Linked DNA regions of Mus musculus: region 2 is linked to region 1. A link is a loop called in an ENCODE intact Hi-C map of the cell type or tissue named here. Cell type or tissue: heart. All regions are shown on one strand.

Region 1 (8,000 bases):
GGCAGGTGGATTTCTGAGTTCGAGGCCAGCCTGGTCTACAGAGTGAGTTCCAGGTCAGCCAGGACTATTCAGAGAAACCCTGTCTTGAAAAAAAAAAAAAAAAAGCCCGTGAGATGGCTCCTGGGTAGAGGGGCTTGCCGCACTCAAACCCTGATAACTCAGGTTTGCTCACTGGATCACACAGTGGCAAAACAGTGACTCCACAAAGCGTCCTCTGACCTTCACACATGCATGCCATGGCACACTCGAGTCCTCCCCTCACCCACTAATGATAAATACATTTCAAAATAATGCTAACAATCTAAACTATTGGGGTGCTGGTGAGCCACGCAGGCGTGACTGCTGCAGCCATGATGGTTCTCAGAAGCTCTTTGAACACAATCTTTCTGCTGTCACAGATGTTAGAAAGCAGGGCTGGCTATGTTGCTCACTGGGACAGTGCTCACCTAACAAGTACAAGGTCCTAAGTTCTAATCCCCAGAACCTCAAATAAATGTTTTTCATCACAAAACATTTTTAAAAATCTTGTATTTGGTAAGTGTTCATTTTGGAAAGCTTCTTCTTCTTCTTCTTCTTCTTCTTCTTCTTCTTCTTCTTCTTCTTCTTCTTCTTCTTCTTCTTCTTCTTCTTCTTCTTCTTCTTCTCCTTCTCCTCCTCCTCCTCCTCCTCCTCCTTCCTTTTCCTCTTTTCTTCTTCCTCTTTTCTTCTTCCTCTTTCTCTTCTTCCTCTTCTTTCTCTTCCTCCTTCTCTTTCTTCTTCTTCTTCTTCTTCCCTCTCCTCCTTCTCTCCCTCCTCCTCCTCCTCTTCTTCAGGTAGGGTCTCCTCCTTGTGCCTCTGCCTCCCAGTTTGTGAAGTGCAGGGGATGGAATCCAGGTTTCATGCATGCTAGGGAAGCACTCTACCTACAGAGTTAAAGCTCAGCCCTGACAGTTTCTTAGGAAACACCAACCACTTGACCCAGAAAATCCACTCCCTGCTATCCATTGATGAAAACTAAAGCTAGCTCACTCACTGTCTGCCTTCAGAGTATGGGTGGGCCAGTTGCTTCAGGTTCCTGCTTCCTTGACTTCCCCACAGGATGGACTGTACCCTTTCATTGTAAGATGGAATAAACCCTTTCTCTCAGAGAGGAGAGAGGGTGAGAGAGGAAGAGAGAATGACAGAGAGACGAGTTGTTCTTGTTTTAGTTTAGATTTCTTGTTTGTTTGATATCCAAGTGAAGATTTAAATGTTAAAAGTTATACTTTGGAAATGATCCAGCTGTTCTGAACTATAGTTTGGCACACAGCTGTGAAACTAAACACACATGTCCCTGTGGTCCCTCTGGTAGGGATCAACCCCAGAGAAGCGGGCATCTATATTTGCACAAAATCTAGAAGTGTAACATGTTCAGTGACATTCTTCATAACTATCCCAAACTAGAAACAAGCCAAATGTCCCTCATCCAGCAAGCAGATAAACAAATGGCACCGTGTCCATGAAAAGCCATCGAATGGTGACAGGAAGGAGCAAATGTGGATGGCTTTCCAAGCCCTGGAGCCAAGTGAGAGGAGCCAGATTCCATGTGCAAAGGCACACTATGGGGACAGAAAACAGAGACCAGGCTGGAGATGGGAGGAGGGGTTGCCTATGGCAAGGCTTGATGAAAGGGCTCTATATCTTGACTGTCATGATGTTTACACATTTGCTATACATTTGTCAAGTCTCATAGACTGTGTAGTTTCAGGGATAACTCTTACGGAATGAGACTAACAGAACACAAGCGCTTGAAGACTGACCGGCTGTGAATGATGCATGAGTGGAGGAGGAGGAGTCATCTGGCAGGAAAGGCACAGGCAGGAATGTCTAAGACCCACAGGATCTCAGGGTGGGGATGACCAGTGGACAGCAGGACGTTAAAGGTGGAGACCTGGAGGTGACATGACCCTTGCCTCTCAACTGGCCTTCCCTTGAATATTCTTCTGCCTCCACCTCTCATGTGGGCCACCTTGCCTCCTAAGAGAACCCTCTTTAGTTCCATGTGCTACCCAGCTCACGCAGATCGCACATCACTGTCCAAGTTCTCCTAAGAGCTGAGCAGGGCCCTAGTGTACAGAGAGGCTCAAAGTGGTACCCACAAGGACCTTCCTGGTATTTCTGTATCTTGTCCAAGTTTCAGAAAACAGGACTCTTACCCTGTGTGGAGAGCAGAGAGCCGCTCTCATCTGCTTCTCTGAAATGGTCTTATCCCAGTGTAGAAGAAGGAAGGCTCAGCCCCTGGTCAGGGGCATGGGAGAGCACAGACCTCTCACCGCAGAGTGTCCCTGGACTGGAGAGAGTGAGAGCATCTTTGTGGTTCTCAGGTTCTCCAGTCTCCCCAGTTGCTGTAACCTTAATCCTCCCTGCTTTCCCGAAAACAGAGCTGACAGAGATAGTTGTGTTTTAGCCACGACTAAGGATGTTTAGCAAGGAGAGATGGGGAGGGTCCAAACCAAGGGGAAATGCCAGCACATGGGGAAGTACTGGGTCGAAAGAGGAAGAAAATGGCAAATATACAACAGGCTAATTAAACATCATCACAGGTTACAGAGCTGTTGGTAGGCTGCTCACGGGAGCAAGCCAACCTTGCAGAAGAGAGAGGAAATTTCCATACCCCTCCACCAGGGGGAGCACATGTGCCATTTCATCTGCAATGGCTGTGTAGTGTTAGTCCCACCCTGCTTGGATTAGGAAGAGCAAGAGGTGATACAGAGAAACCACCAGCCAGGAGCTCAAAGGCTCAAAGGTTGTTAGATGGGTTGCCGCTCTCTGGTGGTGTTCGCACAAAGCAGAATCGTCCATAGTTCAGGGACTCTGGATCTAATCTGGTTGCCTCCACTATGCAGCTGTGTGGCCGTGGCCAGTTCACTGCATCTTTCTGGGCATCTGTTTCCACCTCTGGAAAACAGGGCGGTGCCTTTCCCGCTCAGAAATGACAGGAAAGGATTGACGTTGCAGACACCCACAGAGTTCTGCCTTCAGGAGTCTCTTTAGTGAGAGAACAGAAGAGAAGAGGCTGGTGAGCTGGCCTCTCAACTGGTGGCTGAATGAGGCCTGGTGAGGAGGATGTGCCCAGGGAATGTCCTTGAACACCAGGGAAGCATCCGGGTACCAGCATACTCCAATCCTGACTGTGCCAGCTATTTGCTGGGGAGCCTGGTCGAGTTTCTCTCTTTCCCTGAACTTCGATTTCTCCCTCCTTGAAGAAAGGGAACCACATCTGATTCTTGGAGTTCTGTACCCCTCAGCTCCTCTCTCTCCAGTGGCTCTGGGGCCACCAAATCTGAGGTGAGGTCAGGTAGGGAGAAGGTCACCAAAATAGGCCAGCTCCCTATTTAGGGCCCAGAGCAGGACACTGATCACAAAAAAATTCTCAGTGAGGCAGAGTCAGACACTTCCTAGGGGAACGGTCATTGAACAGCAGGCACTTAAGCTGCCCTAAGCAGGGGCTCTGGTCCAAATCTGGGGTCTTGATCCTCTGTGAAACCCTGCATATTTCCTCACATTCCCCAGGAAGTCTGAGTCCCCAAGAATGGCCCTCTAATGCCATCTATAGCAGGGGCAGAGAACAAAGCAGGCATGAGTTTTGGAACTGTCTGTAGTTGTGGGAGCCACAGCGCTTTCAAGGAGAATTCCCCAAGGAGGTCGCAGACTACACTTGAGGAGCCCGGGGCAGTGAGAGACAGGAAATCCTGGCATGGGAACACTTGTCCAAGGGGATGAAAGGCCAGGAGACTTTAAAGGGGGTCTCGGGAGACTGGGGCGTCCTGGTGCAGGGCCCCTCTTCTTAGGAGTGATATAAGGGCTTTGGGTGAATTCCTGGCGGCTCCAGCTTTGAGGAATCCTTAGGCCTTATCTCCTAGTGATATATACTGACATGTTTATGGATGAAATAACATGCCTGGCATTTGCTTCAAAAACACCCAGTTGCCAGGAGAGGCAGAAAGTTTGCATAAGGAACGAAATTGGCCATGACTGACAGACAGTGGCTAAGTAGGTGATCAAAACGCAGCGCCCCTCACACTGGACTTTCTGCTTTCTGTAAGAAAATGCCCTGTCAGAGCTGGAGCTCAGAGCTCCATGCCTAACACAGCATGAGGGCCTGGTTTCCATTTGTCCCCAATATCATGTTTTTTAAAACCTGGCCATGGTGTGGGCCCCATGGCTCAGCAGGTAAAGATCTTGTTCTGAAAATCTTACGCATGCATCGTGAGTTCCATCCCCTGATCTCACAGTGGAAGGAAGGAAGGAAGGAAGGAAGGAAGGAAGGAAGGAAGGAAGGAACAAGGAAAGAAGGAAGGAAGGAAGGAAGGAAGGAAGGAAGGAAGGAAGGAAGGAAGGAGAGATCTGGCTCATGAAAACTGTCCTCTGATTTCCACACAAGCACTTGGGCATAAGTGAGCATGCACGAGTGCCCAAACACACGTGTGTGCTCACGAGCATACACACACTAATTAATTAATTTTTAAAAACAAGCATAGGAATTGGACAAATGGCTCAGTGGTTAAGAGCACTGGCTCCTCTTCCAGAGGTCCTGAGTTCAAATCCCAGCAACCACATGGTGGCTCACAACCATCTGTAATAAGATCAGATGCCCTCTTCTGGTGTATCTGAAGACAGCTACAGAGTACTTATATACATAAAATAGATACATCTTTTTTTTTTTTAATAAAATAAAAGCTGTAAATGTGAGTGGATCAGAAGTTCAAGGTCAGCCTCAGCTACACAGAAGCTTGGAGGCAAGCCTGGGCTCCTTGAAACTCTGTCTCAAAAACAGTTCATAAGTCCACACACAGCCCCCAGCCAGTGGCCTCCAAAGTGTGGCACAGGCTCAAGCCTTTCTGGTGGCTAGCCTGATCTCCACATGACCACCAGAGGGAGCCCTGGACAGTGTCAGACCTTGCAGCCTGGCTCACCCTTGCTTGGTACCAGTTCACCACAAGACAGGCCCATAGACTATCTTCTTCATCCGGCCTCCATGCTGGGCTGCCACAACCAGCCCCACAACACTTTAAGCACTGCAGTGCTGTAAAGGCCATAGTTACATTGGATAACGCGCATCTATTGCTTCGCTGGAACTCAGACTTAACTGAACAATCTCTATCATATCTGGAAGATGACCTCTACCTATCTTACCAAAAGAGACATGCCATCTCAATGTCCCCCAGGGCCCCCACTATACAGAGGTGCCCCTTCCCAGCAGAGACGCAACCTCTGACTGAGTTTATACCATTGCCTGCCAGCAAGGATTTTAAGCTTGCTTTAGAGGACAGATGTCGGTGTGTGGTATGCAACCTGCCCAGCTCTCCATGACAGTCCCACAAGAGGCCAGACAAGCAGGTACTTCCTGAATGAGGAGGCAGCCTTCAAGCGAGTGCTTGCTTCTCCTCAGCAGGGTGCTGGGACTGGAAGTGTACGGCCATGTCCAGGCCTCAGCTGGCAATCTGCTCTGGGTGTTTTTGGACTTGGGCCCTATCTGCTATGCGTCCCATGGTAGTGGGGAGAGGAACCCGGTGCCAGGCGCCGGCTGCCCCATGGCCCGAGGGTGTCCACTGCAATTATTACAAGTAATCAGTTGACCAGCCCGGCCCCGGCCCTCCTCCCACGCCAACACTTGGCCCTTGTTCCTGGACAGGCCCCTCTGTGTCCCGTCCTTTGTGGCTGACATTTCATTAGGATCATGCAGCACTGGGGTAACCCCGAGCCCCAAGCCCATTCTAGGGAGAGGGGGGCTGGTCCTGGCCATGTAGATACTTGGCCTGGGGAGTCTAGGCAGACTGGCTGTCGCCAGCCAGGCAGCCGCCCCCTCCCGCCCCCAAATATCCAGTGTGGGCCACTGGCTGATGTGGAGCCACGGGGACGCCAGCTGACTTGGATGCTTTTGTTCTGGGCCTGGAGTGGTCTAAGCATGGTGGCTCTTTCACTGAGGAGACACAGATAACAGGCGGCAGGGCCTGATAAGGTGTCTGCCGGTGGTTTCCTCCCAGACGGGTCCCACTGCTCTCACAGGCCCAAGAGGACTTGGCCCACGCCTGTCACCAAAGAAAAGTTACCCCTCCCCAGGGTTTCAGCCTCCCCACACAGGCCAAAATAAAACCCAAAGGGGGTTTGTATGGAAAAGTCAGCAGAGTCCCCAGAGGCGCCAGGCCCAGAGCAGGCTGGGCTGCCTCAGTTTCCTTCCCATGAAGAGAATGCCAGGGAAGGCATTCTCCCTGGGTCTATAATGCACTTATAATAAACTGGAGATCCTGGGCTGGGGTTGGGGATCCCTGGACTTGTCTAGGTCCCCTCAAATGGCATTGCCAAGGATACACACAGCCTCCTCTATGTCAGACTCCGTGAGAGGGCTTAGGAAGAGATAAGACACGGCCCAGGGCTCCTGCCAGGAGGAATCGCCTGAAAGATCTATCACCACTCACCAACCTAACCCAGACCAGGCCTCCAGCCCCAGGCTCACAGACTGGAGGGGCTCTGGGGTGAATGTCAGTACAAAAAGACCACAGCCCTGAGAGCTGAGGTGCCCAGGAGCAAGGGGTCTCTAGTCTGATGGAGGAGGCCTGCCTGGCTTCTTGCTTACTCCTTGCTACTGCCTAACGAAGGCAATGTAAGACAGGAAGGGCTCATTTTTGACTCAGAGTTTGAGGAAGCAGTCCACCGTGGTGGGAAAGACGTGGCAGCGAGGCACGTGGACTGTGCCACAAGAGGACCTGACACGGAACTGGCAAGGTAGAGCACGGTCAGACCCCAGACATCTCTAAACTTGAGACCAGCAGGAGCAGACATAGCCCCATCCCTGTTTCTGTGCCTGTCTCGGAAGGAGCACATGACCTGGAGACACCCCCTCTGGCCTCCCCCACCCCCCAGCAACCAGGTAGGTACAGGCAGTCACAGTAGCACAGCCTCTGGAATTCTTCCCCATGCAAATGAGGCATCTCTGTAGGCTTAGCCATCAGCCAGTGACTTTTTCCCTCCCTGAATATCCTCAACCCAAAACCTATATAACCTTTGGCTCACCCCAAATAAAGTGTATGCATCCAAAACAAGCTATGATTCCCTCAGAAAGCTGCTTCACCAAAGCTCGTCTGAGAAGGCCTTTGTCTAAAAGAGCCGTAACACTAAGATTCTCAATGAAGGTCCCCATCCCCCATCACTCGTTCCCAACCTGACCCGGATCCCGCAGACCCCACCGGTTCCTCCAACTTGAGTCCAGACACCCCCCAAGAGGGGAGGTGAACCCCAGAACTACAGCTGATCTCTGTGCATCTGCAATCAGGAAGCAGAGACACAAACGCTGGGACTCAGCCCAAATCCCCCTCCCCCACACCTCCCCACCCTATCCCCAAGGAATCCCCAGCCCATGGAATGACAGACACCTCGCTCATTTAGAGTGGGTCTTCCCAACGTAGTTAACCCAATCTAAAAACTCCCTCACAGGTGCACCCGGAAAGTCTGGGTGGTTCTCCATCACATCAAGTGTCAATCAATATTAGCCATCCTAAGGACTCAAGGAATTCTTGAGAAGACTGTTGGAGTGATCAGGCAGCCTCAGGAATTACTGGGAAAGGCTTTCTGACAGTAGTGGGTGTTCCCCTCAGCCTGCATCAGAACCTTGAGCTCCAAATTTACCTATAGTAAGCGGAGGTCAGAGCTGGCCAATTGTCATGTGGCAGCCAGCATGGACATGAGGTGTGGGAATGAGGTTAGGCAGCGGAGGGTCCAGGTTTTCCCTCACCCTGACGCGTGTGGCTTTGGGCACACACATGCTCTCTCTCTCTCCTCTCTCTTTGGCTTACAGGCTTTCAGGAGCTTCTTAGGGGTGAAAGCCACGGATCAGTGCTCTGGATGATTGGAGAGAGTGGCCTGGGCTTCTCCCTGCCAAAAAGTCCCAGGGGGAATGAACACCCAAGTCCCTGCACCTGTAGTCTCTCCAAGGGACCTGACAGTCCCACAGCCAGGCCCCACGACCTCTTCTCCAGCTCAGA
Region 2 (8,000 bases), 180 kb after region 1:
TAACTCAGGACCTTTGGAAGAGCAGTCGGTGCTCTTAACCACTGAGCCATCTCACCAGCCCTCGCTGCTAGTTCTTAAGTGTAACTTTGCTCCTGTTATGAATCATAATGTAAAGATATGTGTTTTCCTATGGCCTCAGGTGACTCCTCTAAAAGGACTGTTGGGTTCCCAAAGGGGTCTCGACCCACTGCTCTAGACACACTAAAAAATCAGGTCCTCAGTGAATACATAAATGTATTAAATTTGAGTTTGTCATCTAGAAGATGCCTAAGAACATTTTAAATATGAGCATTATGTTTTGTTTATTTTTATTGCTGGAAACAGGGTCTCTTGTAGCCTAGGATGGCCCCAAACTCAATATGTAGCTGAGGATGGCCTTGAGCTCCTACAGTAGCCCCTACGTCCCAAGTACTGGAATTATGCCCAGCTAAACATGTATGGTTTTTGACATGTTAATTACACTTTTAGAAAGCTGCCTTGCAAATAAATGCATGCTTGTATCCAAAAATCAAGAGAAACCTGTCATGTAGATACCATTTGCAGTAAGAAAAAAACTGAACCAGCCAGGCATGGTGGCACACACCTTTAATCCCAGCACTTGGGAGGCAGAGGCAGGTGGATTTCTGAGTTCGAGGCCAGCCTGGTCTACTGAGTGAGTTCCAGGACAGCCAGGGCTACACAGACAAACCTTGTCTCGAAAAAAAAAAAAACAAAAACAAAAACAAAAAAACACAAAAACAAAACAATAAACCTTCATACAATGCTGTAATGTTCACAAAAGCACGGTTTTTGTTTTAAATATTTTTAAATTATTTATTTGTGTAAGTGCATACACACACACACACACACACACACACATGCATGTCTATGTCCATGGAGTCAAGAAAGGGCATTCAATTCCTGGAGCTCTTGGGGTGCTAAGTATGTAACGCCAGTTCTCTGAAGGAGCAACAAGTACTCTTAAATGTTGAGCCATGTCCCCAGCCCCTCGTTGTAAGTATTCTTAGATCCAAGGGGGTGGTTAGTGCTTCTTTCATGATTGATACAGACAGTACTGAGTCTAGGATGGGGAACAAAGCTGGAACTTTTTCAGAGAATTCTCCTTTTAAACAGTACAGCAAACACACTGTTACAGTGCCCAGGAACTTCATGGCTGTAAGATCAGGCTTCTTACATATGTAGCTCTATCAGACTAAGGGTGAGAAGATCTGTCAACTGACTCAAGAACGGTGCAGGGGAGAAGACAGAGGCACAAAGTGCTAATACATTGATTTCATGGCTTACAAAATCACAGAGCCATGTAAAATCCCAGCATGTCGCCCTCCTGTCTCCCTCAGGCCCCAGGGCTTCCCTGACGCTTTGAATCCAGGCCTTACGTGTGGCCTGGACCTTCCACAAGAGCTTGGGGACCTCTGTCCCCAAGCTTTAGGCTGATGTTCTGCTGGGCCTGGCCTTGATGGCCCTTGCAGGGTTTGTATACTGAGAGGAGTGTATGCCTGCAGCTCCGTCTGCTGACCAGACCACAGCTCTGCAGTCCAGGGTTCCTACCTAAGATGGGAGTTGTCCAAGTTGGGTTTTTGTTGCTATGATTAAACACTGACCAAAACCAATTTAAGGGAGGAAAGAATTTATTTGGCTTATAGGATACTATCAAGGTAGGAACCTGGAAGCAGGAACTGAAAAACAGACCAGGGAGAAATGCTGCTTCCTGGCTGGTCCCCCATGGCTTGCTCAGTCTGCTTCCTTATACGACCCAGGGCCACCTGAATACTAGTGGCTCAGCCCATGTGAGCTGGGCCCTCCCACATCAATCACTGATCAAGAATACCCCCAGAAGCTTGACAGCAACCAATCTGATAGAAGTATTTTCTTTTCTTCCCTTCCCACCCCTCACCAAACAGTGTCTCACTATGTAGCCCTGGCTGTCCTGGAACTTATGATATTGACCAAGCTGGCCTGGAACTCAGAGATCCACCTGCTTCTCCCTCCCAGGTATTGGGATTAAAGGTGTGCCCCACTACGCCCAGCTTAGAAACATATTCTTGATTGAGGTTCTCTCTTCCCAGGTGACTCTAGTTGGTGTCTAGTTGACAAAAAAACAACCCAGCACTACCTGTGCAGATGGCACACTAGGCAAAGTCACCTGCAGCCAAGCTGGATGACCTGGGTTCAATTCTTGACACTTGTGTAACTAAAAGGTGAAAACTGAGTCCTACAAGTTGCCCTCTGACCTCTACGTGCGTTCTGTGGCATGTGTGCACGCACCCCTACACGTTCATACACAAGAACAACAAATAACACAGAAGATCACAGTTCTGAGTGGTCCAACACCTTTTTCTGACTTCTTTGGGCACCAGGCACACACTGTGGTGCACAGACGTACAGGTAGGTAAAGCACACATACACTGAAAAGAAATAGATAAAAACCCACAGAAATAAATAAAGGAAAATGACAAAATTACCTCCCTGGGGGGGGGATATTTTAAAGAGAAAGACGTGTCCCTAGAGGTAGCAGGAGGATATTGCTGCAGCCCCGGTTCCTGTAGAGTCATAGCCACCTGTGACACTCGAATTCCCTTCTGGAACACCTAAACTTGGAACCCATCCCTCCTCCCATCCCAGATCCTTCCCTCAAGACAGGTGAGCCTGCTTTCCAAGATGAGCAAGAATCAGGCCTGGTGCCTGCAGAGCTCAGGCCTTCAAGTTAGCTCTGAAAACAAGCGCAGGGAGCAGAAAGAACTTAGCCCAGGTCATCTAGAAGGTTGATAGCAGAATCAACACGAGACTCTGGAGGGAAATGGTGTCAGAGGCCTCCCTGCCTGTTTCTCGGGTTTTTCCAGATTCATCTGCTGCCCCAGCCCTACTGTCAGCTACAAATATTTATTAAGTGCCTACCACATATAGTGCTCTGGTCTGGGCTCTGAGGACTGCAGCAAATAACACAGGTCCAGAACTTACCCTCCTGGAACATACTTACGTTAGTCAGGCTGCTACCTACCTTTTAGGTTTGGGGACAGAAGAATGCATCAGAGACGAAGAGTGGCCAGAGGATCTGCAGGGTTTAACAGGCTCTGCTCACAGGAGTCTCCTGACCATTCTCCCTTTCCGCAGAAGCCCCCCAAATCCCCAATTCATCTGTGAGGAAAGGAGGGGGCCTAGAAAATGAAGACACCAGGCAAGCAGCACCAGGGCTGGGAAGTGTGGGTGGGTGCAGCAAGTGAGATTTCTGTATTCTCTGTGAGGCTCCCCTTCAGGAGAGGTGAGCAGAAGGCTGTGTCAGCTATTTTTAGGGGTCTTCATCCTGCCTGTGGGATGCTAAAGTGGCTAGCCAGCTGTGATTTGGGGCTGGCTGCTCTGTTCTGGTATTCTGATCCACTACTCAGGTCCCTGACCCTAAGTGGACTCACCCTGAGGTTAGCAGTGAGAGTCATAGCTGTCTCCCAAACATAAGTTCCTTATCTTCCTCACAATTTTGATCAGAAATTACCTGATTCCCTTGGGCCACTCTGGGAAGAATGGGTCTTCAGAGAGCCCTCTCTTCAAGAGCAGGATTCCCAGCCTGGTGACTGAAGTTCACTGGGCCAGGGTAACAGGCTGGGAACCCCTAACCTAGAAGCTTGCTCTCTGCTGCCATCCGGCCAGAAGTGCTGCCAGGGCAGGGTGTGAGTGCCTCCTAGCGGCAGCTCAGCCAAGTGTCCCGGGAAATACATACCAATCCCCGTGGGCAAAGTGGAGGTAGCAGTTTAACTTGTCCTCAAATTTGCACAAGAATGTTGTTATTTAGAACAACTCAAGCCTGGTGTGGGGTGCACACCTTTGATCCCAGCTCTACAGCAGAGGCAGGCAGATCTCTGACATTTCCAAAACAGCCTGGTCTACAAAGTTGTTCCAAGCTAGACCAAGTTATGAAGCAAGACCTCAGACAAAGCATAACAAAACAAACAAACACACACACACACACCACCCTCCAGGTGAGAACAGCACGGAGGGCTAGATCCAGCCTGCTCCAGGATTCAGGTGCCCACAAATCAAATTCCAAGTCTTGGTCCCTCTCACAGAATGCAGAATTAACTCCCCCCCCATCCCCCCAGGGCAGCCACAACAGGTCCGGAGTAATAAAAACAAGCGGACCAGCGCATCTCAGTACACCCAGGATGGCCCAGTTCTAGAACATTTTGGAAGTGCATTTTTCCAGGTACCTCTCTGGTCTGGGGAAAACCAATACACGCACGCACGCACGCACGCACGCACGCACACAGCTACCATGGCTCCATCAGTGTACACAGAAAACACAGAAGTTAAGAAAGCTTCCTTAGAAGTTGAAGAACTGGTCCAGTGGTTGAACTTGTATTACCCTTCCCAGCACTCACCTAAAGCACGTGTGTGTGTATGTGTGTGTGTGTGTGTGTGTGTGTATACACACAGTAACGTTTTTTAAAATATATAATTTATTTTTAGTTTATGTTCATTAGTGTTTTGCCTGCATGTATGTCTGTGTGAGGGTGTCAGAAGCCCTGGAACTGGAGTTAGAGATATGTGAGCTGACGTGGGTGCTGGGAATTAAACTTGAGTCCTCTGGAAAGAGCATCCAGTGCTCTTAAGTAGTGAGACATGTCTTCATCCCCTACAGTAAGTCAGAGAGAGGGGGGTGGGGGGGAGAGAGAGAGCACTTCTTTAGTCTGGCTGAGCCACAGAACCCCGTAAGCTAGGATCCCCTATGGCTAATAATGTACACCAGCAAGCACAGAAGCACACAGCAAGACCCCCTCAGGGTCTCTAAGAATACTGTCCTACCTCAAGGATTACAATGGGCATTCTCCCCACTAAGGAAGGAGGTCAGGAAGGTACCCAGAAAGTTCAGTATGTAGGAGGGCATGGGGCTGTGAGTATCTCACGTGCCTCTAATTTTTTTTTTTTTTTTGAGACCTCAAAGGCACAGCTGATCCTGGATCTGAAAGGGACACAAAAGTCAGGAGCAAACAGCTGAGTCCCACGACACCTGGGCACAGGGACAGACGCCAACTGCCCCTCTGCTCCAAATAACAGACCACCAAAGGCTCACACCGCCAGCCCACCCAACCTGTACCTCTGCCCCATCCTGAGGAGAGGGGAGCAGCTGAGAAGAGAGCCAGTCTGGAGGTTTTCAGGTGCCCCTGCCAATATGGAGACTAGCTCTACCACACGGCCTCAGCCTCCACAAGTGCCCTACCCTCACGCCAGCCTCTGAGCCTTCCTTTTTTTTGTTTTTTGTTTTTTTTTTTTTTTTCCGTCTGTGATGTGGCGACAAGCCCCACCTCTGGAAGAGGTGAAGAACCAGTTTAAACAGAATGTTCAAGCTGGGTGGTGATGGCACACGCCTTTAATCCCAGCACTTGGGAAGCAGAGGCAGGCAGATTTCTGCGTTCGAGGCCAGCCTGGTCTACAAAGGCAAGACACTTGCCACCAAGCCTTAACGACTTGAGTTTGGTTCCCTGGGATCCAAACGGTAGATGGAAAGAATTGACTCCCATAGATTGTACTCTGATCCTCACAAGATTGTACACACACACACACACACACACACGTAATTTTAACATTGAAGGAAAGCATTCCACACAGAGCCTGAATCGGTACACGTCTCCTCTTTTCCCAGAGGCCTTGATTTGCCCACCTGGACCACGAGAGCCCTTAAAGCCCAGATGGTTTTCTGCTCATCTCTTCCTCTCCTCCCTCTACTCCAAAAGGAAGCCTAGACTCTTGCCAAGGACTTATCTCAGGCTTTGGAGAGAGAGGGCTGCTTGAACCCTGACTAAATCCTGCTGAAAGTGGAGACTGGCCTGCCAGACTCAGCACTCCCCACACACCTGTCCGGAATGACTGCCTCATTATAAAGCCTGGCTGCAGGCACTAGCTACCCACCCCTTGCCCCAAACAGCCTGCTGCAGCCTCCTCAGCCTGGAAATCTCTATCATTTGCCGATATACATCTCACAAGGCACGCTGAGTGGAAGGGGCTGGCATCTGAAGCCACAGGCAGGTGGCCAGAGCCACCCAGTCACAAAACGCAGACGGGGAAAGGGCCTCCCCAGGTGCGGCTGGCCTTCAGGTGAGCAAACTGGATGCTGCAACCCCTTCTCCCAGGCCCCACCTTTAAGAGCTCTGCAGACCGAAGCATCCCACAGGCATGCAGGCGAACTCTGGCCTTTCCACTTGGACTCTCAGCTCACTGGTCCTGGGACAAGCAGAGAAGATGGCTGACAGGAAAAAGCTAAAAAGAAATGTCGACAGAAAAGGAAGAAGCCTCCAGGTCAGTCGCTTTTTTCTAGAACCTTCCTGTCACTCATGCCAAGAAGAGGGTCAGCTGGTCAGGGCCAGTCATCACCAGATCCCACTCCCTATCCTTCTGGTAACAAGTGACCCACTGCAAACACACACTGGAGCGCAGACACAGGGTCTCATGTAGCTTGGGCTGACCTCAAACTCGCTATATAACTAAGGATAACCTTGAATTTGCCTCTGACTCTTGATTTCTGGGATTACAGGCATGAACCACCAAATTCTATGCAGTGCTAGGGATTGAACCCAGGGTTTCATACATGCCAGGCAAACACTCTACCAACTGAGCTACAGCTCTAACCCCAAACTTCTGCATTATATATATATATATATATATAAACATATATATATATATATATATAAATTTTTATTTTTATGTATGTAAGTACACTGTAGCTGTTTTCAGACACACCAGAAGAGGGTATCAGATCCCATTACAGATGGTTGTGAGCCACCATGTGGTTTCTGGGAATTAAACTCAGGACTTCTAGAAGAGCAGCCAGTACTCAGTACTGCTGAGTCATCTCTCCAGCCCCTCCATTTTGATCCTTACACACAAAGGCTCACCCATTTCCTGTTTCTTGAATTAGACATGATGGTCTCCCTTGTGACTCAGGATTCTGAGGCAAACATTAAGCTTCTGGAACAGGTGGAACTAACACCCGCAAAGGCCCCTTAGTTCTTCCCCAAGAAAGTGGAGCAGAGGGGCTGGTGAGATGGCTCAGTGGGTAAGAGCACCTGACTGCTCTTCCAAAGGTCCGAAGTTCAAGTCCCAGCAACCACATGGTGGCTCACAACCATCTGTAATGAGATCTGATGCCCTCTTCTGGTGCATCTGAAGACAGCTACAGTGTACTTACATATAATAAATAAATAAATAAATCTTATAAAAAAAAAAAAAAGAAAGAAAGAAAGAAAGAAAGTGGAGCAGAAAGGAAACAAAATCCCACACATTTAATCACCAGCCAGTGGCGTCTATGGCACTCAACTGTAGTCATGCTATTGTTGGGACTTTATGGTTAGGTTGAACCTGAGCTGCCCAATAACGGGGGCCACTTGCCACATGTAACCGACTGAATTAGAGAGCCTGAATTAGGCCATAGTGACCCAAATGCTAGCATGAACCATACCTCAGCTTGGTAGGGAAGATTATCTTATGTGTGATGTGATGTGTGTTCCTTTGAGGGATAGCTCAGGACTTGGGTTTCCCAGGGTCCCCTTCTCCTCCTTCCCCATCCCATAGCCCACAGTGACAAGGAGGAGAAAGGATCAGCATCTGCTGGGGGAGGGGGAATTCTAGGATGGCAACTGAGGACCTCTGAGGACCTCAGGGTCAGTGTGTCTCTGCTAGCCATCAGACGGTTTGGGGAGATGAGGGAGCATGGCAGATGGTGGCTTCGAAGTCCTAAGGCCTATTTCATACAGCCTGTGAGTTCAGAGACATGTGACAGGGGACCCTCTCTGTCCATGCCATCGTGGCTGTTGCTGTTATTTTCTTTCCAGTGCCCAGAACTGTGCCTGGATGGCATAGGGCTTGACAAGAGGATTTTGAGTTTATGAGTCCAGTGACTGTGATACTCACAGAATCACCTCATGGTGTGTGATTAGCCTCACTCTGCAGAGGTGAAAACTGGTCGAAAGGCATTCAGGAAACCGAGGGCTGGAGTTCAGCTTGGTAGAGCACTC

The links. Hi-C counts contacts between places; a loop is a spot of excess contacts. Peaks named below come from ENCODE experiments on the same cell type or tissue, not always from the same donor. Only the 100,000 strongest peaks of a DNase experiment are listed, where the experiment ranks them.
Region 2: a loop joins it to region 1, with 6 times the contacts of the local background. A loop is called at or near these places in 34 of 42 quality-filtered maps.

What each region holds. Positions count from the first base shown.
Region 1 is chr9:63,913,533-63,921,532 of GRCm38, forward strand. No RefSeq gene overlaps it. Among named protein-coding and RNA genes, the nearest start is that of Gm36033, 27 kb to the right of the region's middle. In heart, CTCF peaks have their summits at 2,628 (motif pointing right) and 4,892 (motif pointing right); DNase peaks (open chromatin) are centred at 2,659, 4,919, 5,710 and 5,859; H3K4me3 peaks cover 388 bases; H3K27ac peaks cover 5,277 bases.
Region 2 is chr9:64,096,984-64,104,983 of GRCm38, forward strand. It overlaps Gm39360 (a long non-coding RNA gene), which reads right to left and starts at 3,572. Exons shown (of 3, transcript XR_870861.2): 1 at 3,488-3,572; 2 at 2,999-3,052. In heart, a CTCF peak has its summit at 1,510; a DNase peak (open chromatin) is centred at 3,668; H3K27ac peaks cover 1,050 bases.